Regions from separate parts of the Homo sapiens genome. Here region 1 is linked to region 2. Evidence: read pairs that join two places in POLR2A ChIA-PET (ENCODE). Cell type or tissue: MCF 10A. All regions are shown on one strand. Each heading gives the region's core, and the rest is flanking DNA. Links, peaks and the distances in the headings are about the cores only. Region 1 overlaps STK4 (serine/threonine kinase 4). Region 2 has its middle 3.8 kb from the start of KCNS1.

What was found. Peaks named below come from ENCODE experiments on the same cell type or tissue, not always from the same donor. Only the 100,000 strongest peaks of a DNase experiment are listed, where the experiment ranks them.
Region 1: POLR2A ChIA-PET joins it to region 2 with 5 read pairs; 4 of 35 experiments call an interaction of 5 or more read pairs at or near these places.

The regions. Positions count from the first base shown.
Region 1 is chr20:44,997,685-45,000,504 of GRCh38, forward strand. STK4 (serine/threonine kinase 4) reads left to right here. Exons shown (of 11, transcript NM_006282.5): 8 at 2,708-2,820. Among named protein-coding and RNA genes, the nearest start is that of STK4, 33 kb to the left of the region's middle. In MCF 10A, for the core only: no CTCF peak of the experiment used is centred there; no DNase peak of the experiment used is centred there.
Region 2 is chr20:45,103,476-45,106,295 of GRCh38, forward strand. No RefSeq gene overlaps it. Among named protein-coding and RNA genes, the nearest start is that of KCNS1, 3.8 kb to the left of the region's middle. In MCF 10A, for the core only: no CTCF peak of the experiment used is centred there; a DNase peak (open chromatin) is centred at 1,526.

The DNA of each region.
Region 1 (2,820 bases), core at 21-2,520, 110 kb before region 2:
AGACGCTATCTCGAAAAACAAAGTAAAAGAAGTTTAAGACATTCTCTACCTCTAGGGAGGTTTGAATCTATTTGAGTAGAAAAGAATGTTAAATCATTGAACAAGACAATAATGTAAGAAAATACAGGGCAGTATGGGATTAGAGAAAGGGAACTGACATTTAGTGAGTACCTGCTGTCCGCCACATACTTTGCATATGTGCCATTTAATCATCACATAGACCCTGTGAAGGGTGGGTATTATTTCAGTTTTATAGATAAAAAATGGAAACTTAGGGAGGTTTACTCATTTCGGGTCACTCAGCTGGTAAGTAGCACAGTCAGTATTAGAACTTGAGCCTTTTTTATTCCAAAGCAGGGGTACCATCAAGTCTACCCGAGTCTGACAAAGAATTAAGAGCAGTGGTGGGTACTGTTGTAGTTCAGGGTGGGAGAAGGCCTCTTTGGACTGGAGATGCAAAAAGTGTTTTCCTGGAGGAGGTAGCTTCTAGGCCTGGTCCTTGAAGGACAGGTGGCATGTGGCAGGCAGTATGCTTAGTGGTTAGGAGCTTGGATCCTGGTCAGATTGCCCAGGTTTGAATCCTGGCTCCCAATTTACTAGCTTTGTGATCTTGGGCAAGTAACTTAATCTCTCTGTTCTTTTGGTTTTGTGATCTGTGAAATGGGGATACAGTACCTGCCTCATGTGTTGTGATGATTAAATGATATAATGTGTGTTACTTTGAACAATGTTCACATGTATTGAAGACAGTATGGTATGAACGTGATAAATATTAGCTATTATAATTGGGCTAGGCCAACCGTTTGCAGTCATTTCAGACCCAGTGCCCCCTTTTTATAACCAATGTATATATTTAAAAACTCTCATTACTTTTCTGGAATGAAACTCACATATAATAAAACCTTTTTATGCCCATAATTTAAAAAGAATCAATATTGTCTATGATGTGATGGAGAAAAATAAAGATAATTTATAATGAAATAATATGGCTTTCAACGTGCAGTTACTTCAGCCTGACCCAGTTTGCAGACATAATGAAATAGATACCTGTGCCTGGCATCATGAATGAGTTTAGATTTAAGAGCTGTAAGAAAATCAGAAACTAGCCAGGTGCAGTGGCTCATGCCTGTAATCCCAGCACTTTGGGAGGCTGAGGCAGGCGGATCACTTGAGGTCGGGAGTTTGAGACCAGCCTGGCCAACATGGTGAATCCCCATCTCTACTAAAACAATACAAAAATGAGCTGGGCGTGGTGGCGCATGCCTGTAATCCCAGCAGGAGGCTGAGGCAGGAGAAGCACTTGAACCCGGGAGGCAGAGGTTACAGTGAGCTGAGATTGTGCCACTGCACTCCAGTCTGGGCAACAGAGCAAGACTCCATCTCAAAAAAAAAAAACAAAGAAAAGGAAAAGAAAATCAGAAACTACGCCATTTAAGAAATACAGTAAAAAGAATGAGTGGACACTAGCATGAAACTGATGTTAAATAATAACAGGCCAGATTTATTTGTCTCTTATTACAGAAGGTGGGATATGATCTTACAGATTTTCTAAGTGGAAAGAACAAGGCAATATGATATTATTGCAAATGAGCTGGGTCTTATTTCTAAGTGGATTGCCAAATTCTTTTTCTACCTGGATGGGGTAGTGACAAAATGTTACGGAAATGTATCTCCTGTGTTGCATTCTGACCACATTTTGAGGTATACTGTCCATCTCTGGAGTTCTTACTTGGAACTTGTATCCTTTGACGGGTGATGGAGAACAGAGAATGGATTGCCAAGAAACAATGGGGACAATATTGGAGTAAGTTTGGAAGACAACAGGCAATTCCCCAAAAAGAATTTCCATATGTAACTTTCACAGCATAGATTTCTTATCACGTGCTACAAATACAAACAATAAAAACATATGATGGTATTAATATTAAAAACTTATAAAGCAAATTTTATTAATGAAATTCAGCAATACCCCTTTGTTTCAAGTATCTTTGGTGATTGAATAATATTTGGGTCAAAATCTGTTACATATATATGATCAGTTTTAGTATGTCTGCAGCAACTGCATTTTTGCACTAAAATCCTTTTTACCTAAATGTGTAGTTGGAAATGCTACCATAGAAAGAACAAGTCAGATGAGTAGATTTTTCAGTGATTTCTAAATAATTTCTTTATTCCATTAAGCTCCCCTCTCTAAAATCACCTCCCAAATCACTGGCCTTTTTGCATATCTCTTGAAAACATTTTTTTAGTATTATCTACTAAGGTGTATACACACCCTGAGACATTTGAAAAATGTGCAGAATCTGCCACAGTTCATGGTCGTACAGGACAGTTCTGTACTTTGCAAAATTGCTAATGTCCCATGCCATTTGTGCTCACCAAACATTGTGGCAGCTATAACATGTTCCCAACATGTTTACACAAGTTCCTCCAGGAGATGATACTCCCTATTGAGAATCGCTAGATTTGACAGAGAGAAATGGCATAGGCATTTCAGCCAGGCTGAAAAAGATAGGCAAAGACTGAATTTGCTCTACTCAGAGTTATAAAGCGAGTGTGGTTTAGCTGTTGTCCGAAGCACAAAGAGAAAGATCAGATTCGTTGATTGATTCAACACATGTTATCCAGTACCTACTGTGTTCCAGGTACTGTTTTGGCACTGTCACCATATAAACTGTCTCCAGTATTTTCTACTTTGTTCTTTTAGCACCCATTTGTCAGGAGTGCCAAAGGAGTGTCAATACTGCGAGACTTAATTAATGAAGCCATGGATGTGAAACTGAAACGCCAGGAATCCCAGCAGCGGGAAGTGGACCAGGA
Region 2 (2,820 bases), core at 81-2,580:
TATCTATAGCATATCTCAGTTTGGACTAGTCACATTTTATGTGCTCGGTAGCCACACATGGCTCGTGGCTGCCATATTAGACAGCACAGCCCTAGGCTGTGCCACTTTAGTTTTTCCCTCGAAAGAAGAAGTTAGAGCAGGAAGCTGCTTAGTGAGCATCTTGCCCAATTCCCTCATTTGACCAACAGGGAAACTGAGGCAGATTTGCCGAGAAGCAGGTCTTCTGTTTCCTGGCCTAAGAGTTTGTCTGCAGCCTTTGCTACCCCTCAGGACTCAGGAGTTTTCCCTGGAGCTGCAGAGACGGTTTCCAAAATTGAGAGAAAAGACAGACCTATTTCCCAAAGGCAGAAGAGAATGAAACCAGGATCTGGTTTCATCCCCAGATTACACAGTGAGAGGTAAATGAAGTTTTGGTGGAATCTGTGAGCCACAAGAGTGGGAAGGTGGGCCTTATGGGTGGGAAGGACGGGGCATCCCTGTCCTTCATGTACCATGGATGGTCTGTCCCCCAAATTCTCCCTCAGTCCCTGACCAGGTTTAGTCATTGGAATCCATGGGGTTTTACCTTCAGAGTAAGCTTGATTTTGCAGAAAATACAGAAAATTTTGGAATTAAGTAGACCTGGATGTGACGGGCATCTTCTAAGATGTCTCCCAGTGATGTCGGCCTCCTGGTGTTCATGCCCTTGTGCAATCCCCTCCCCTTGTGTGTGGACAGGCCTTACTGAGCTGCTTCTAATGAACAGAATATGGCAAAAGTGATGGGATGTCACTTCTCTGATTAGGTTACTTAAGGTTGTGACTTCCAGCTGGCTTTGATGAAACAAGTTGCCAGGCGGGAAAGGTAAGAAAATGAGGAGGACTTCCAGCCAACAACCAGCCAGGAGCTGCGGTATTCACTTCATTAGTCCTCAAGGAACTGACATTCCGCCAACAACCCTGTGAATTTGAAAGTGGATCCTTCTCTAATTGAGGCTCAGATGAGACTCCCACCATGGCCGACCCCTCGAGTGCAGTCTCGTGAAGCAGAGAAACTGAAGCAGAAGACCCAGTTAAACTGTGCCCGTGTTCTTGACCCATAGAAACTGTGAGATAATACATGTGTGTTGCTTTAAGCTGCTGCATTTGTGAAACCTTGTTACACAGCAATAGATAATGAATACACTGGGTTCGAATCCTGCCTTTGCCACTAAACTGGTGTGTGACCTTGGGCCAAGCACTTCTCTTGGATCTTTATCTTCCTCATCTGTAAAATGGGAACAACACCTACCTTTCAGGATTGAGATGAGGACCAGCACATGCTGTTCCCTCTCCATGAACAACTCCTCCTGCCCTTTCTTTACCCTGCATATCAGTTAGAATTTAACTTAGCTGCGGGAACAGAAACGGAATTACAGTGACTTCACTAGAGAAGAGTTTACTTTTTTTTTTTTTGGCAGGCCAGGGTAGGTACAGCTGCTCATGAATAGCCCTGAAGACCCAGGCTCCTTGTCACTTCCTCCTCCACCATTCTTATGTGACTCATTCGTGCCCACAGCTCCTCTGGGATCCTTTACCGCTTTTGTGCACACAGGCTCCTGGTATGTTTTTCCTCCTGACAGCTGGTATCTGGGGCTTTCCTGAGGCTGCCAGAGCCTGCTATGGCTCCGCACAGGGAGAACCTGAAGTACCTGAGAATGTATGTGCTCCATCTATAGAAACATTTCTTGTTTCTAGAACTGCCCTGTGGGACTTCACTGGATTTCACATCCTCACTGGCTTCTTCTCTTCCTGGTGAACTTCTGTACTCCTATAGCCATTTTTCCTGGAAACATTTCCAAAGCATCACTGTCATATGATTCTTCATCTCAAGATTTATTCTGGGGGAACCCAACTAAGACAATCCTCAAGGACACCAGATGGCTGTTCTAGTGGCAGCAGCCATGTTCCAGGAAGGACACAGGGTAAATGGATGACAGACAAAAGGCCAAGTCTATCTCCTTAGTTAGGAAAACTATAGCTTGCCATGTAGCCCCGCCTAGTAGATTTTTCTTACTTCTGATTGGCCAGTCTTGGGTCACGTGATCATTGTTTGGTGCAAGGGAGCCTGGAGAGGAAACATATTTTTAAAATTTTAATTTACCTTTAAAATTGAAATATACTGTTCCTATGGTAAAGTGCACAACAGCTGAATGATTTTTTTGTAAATAAATGTATGTATCCATTGTAACTACCACCCAGGACAAAATATGGAATGTCACTGGCACTCCAAGAGCCTGGGGGTGGGGTGGGGCAAATATTTCTAACCAGGGACACTGCTATTGGTAAGGAAGAAGGGGAGAATGGATAATTACAAGTGTTCTACTTGGCTAGCTCCTGCTAAAACTCAAGGTCTTGACCTAGATATCATCTTCAGGAAGACTTGCCTGGTTTCTAGGCTGAGTTAGGTCTCTCCTGGCCTCCCATAGCCTCCCAGACCTCTCTAGTCTGGTATATGTCATGCAACTCTCTAGCTAGGGCTTTGTCTCATCCACTAGTGCATGAGTTCTGCGAAGCACAGCCTAAAGCCTATATTAAGTGCTCAGCAAACATTTATTGAATAAGTGAGGGAGGAAAGCAAGGTTAGAGTCTGCAAAAGGAACCAGCCTCCTAGGAGACTTTCCAGAAAGGCAGAGGAGACAGGCAGTACAGATAGAGCTGACTGGGTTGGAGCTGAACTCAGAGATGGCACTGCATAGACCAGCTCACAGAACTGCTGGAACAGGGAGTGAGTTAGCCAGGAAGCTGAGCAGGGAATCTAGAATGGACTGTGTAGATGCTGCTACCTATAGCCAGAGAAGCC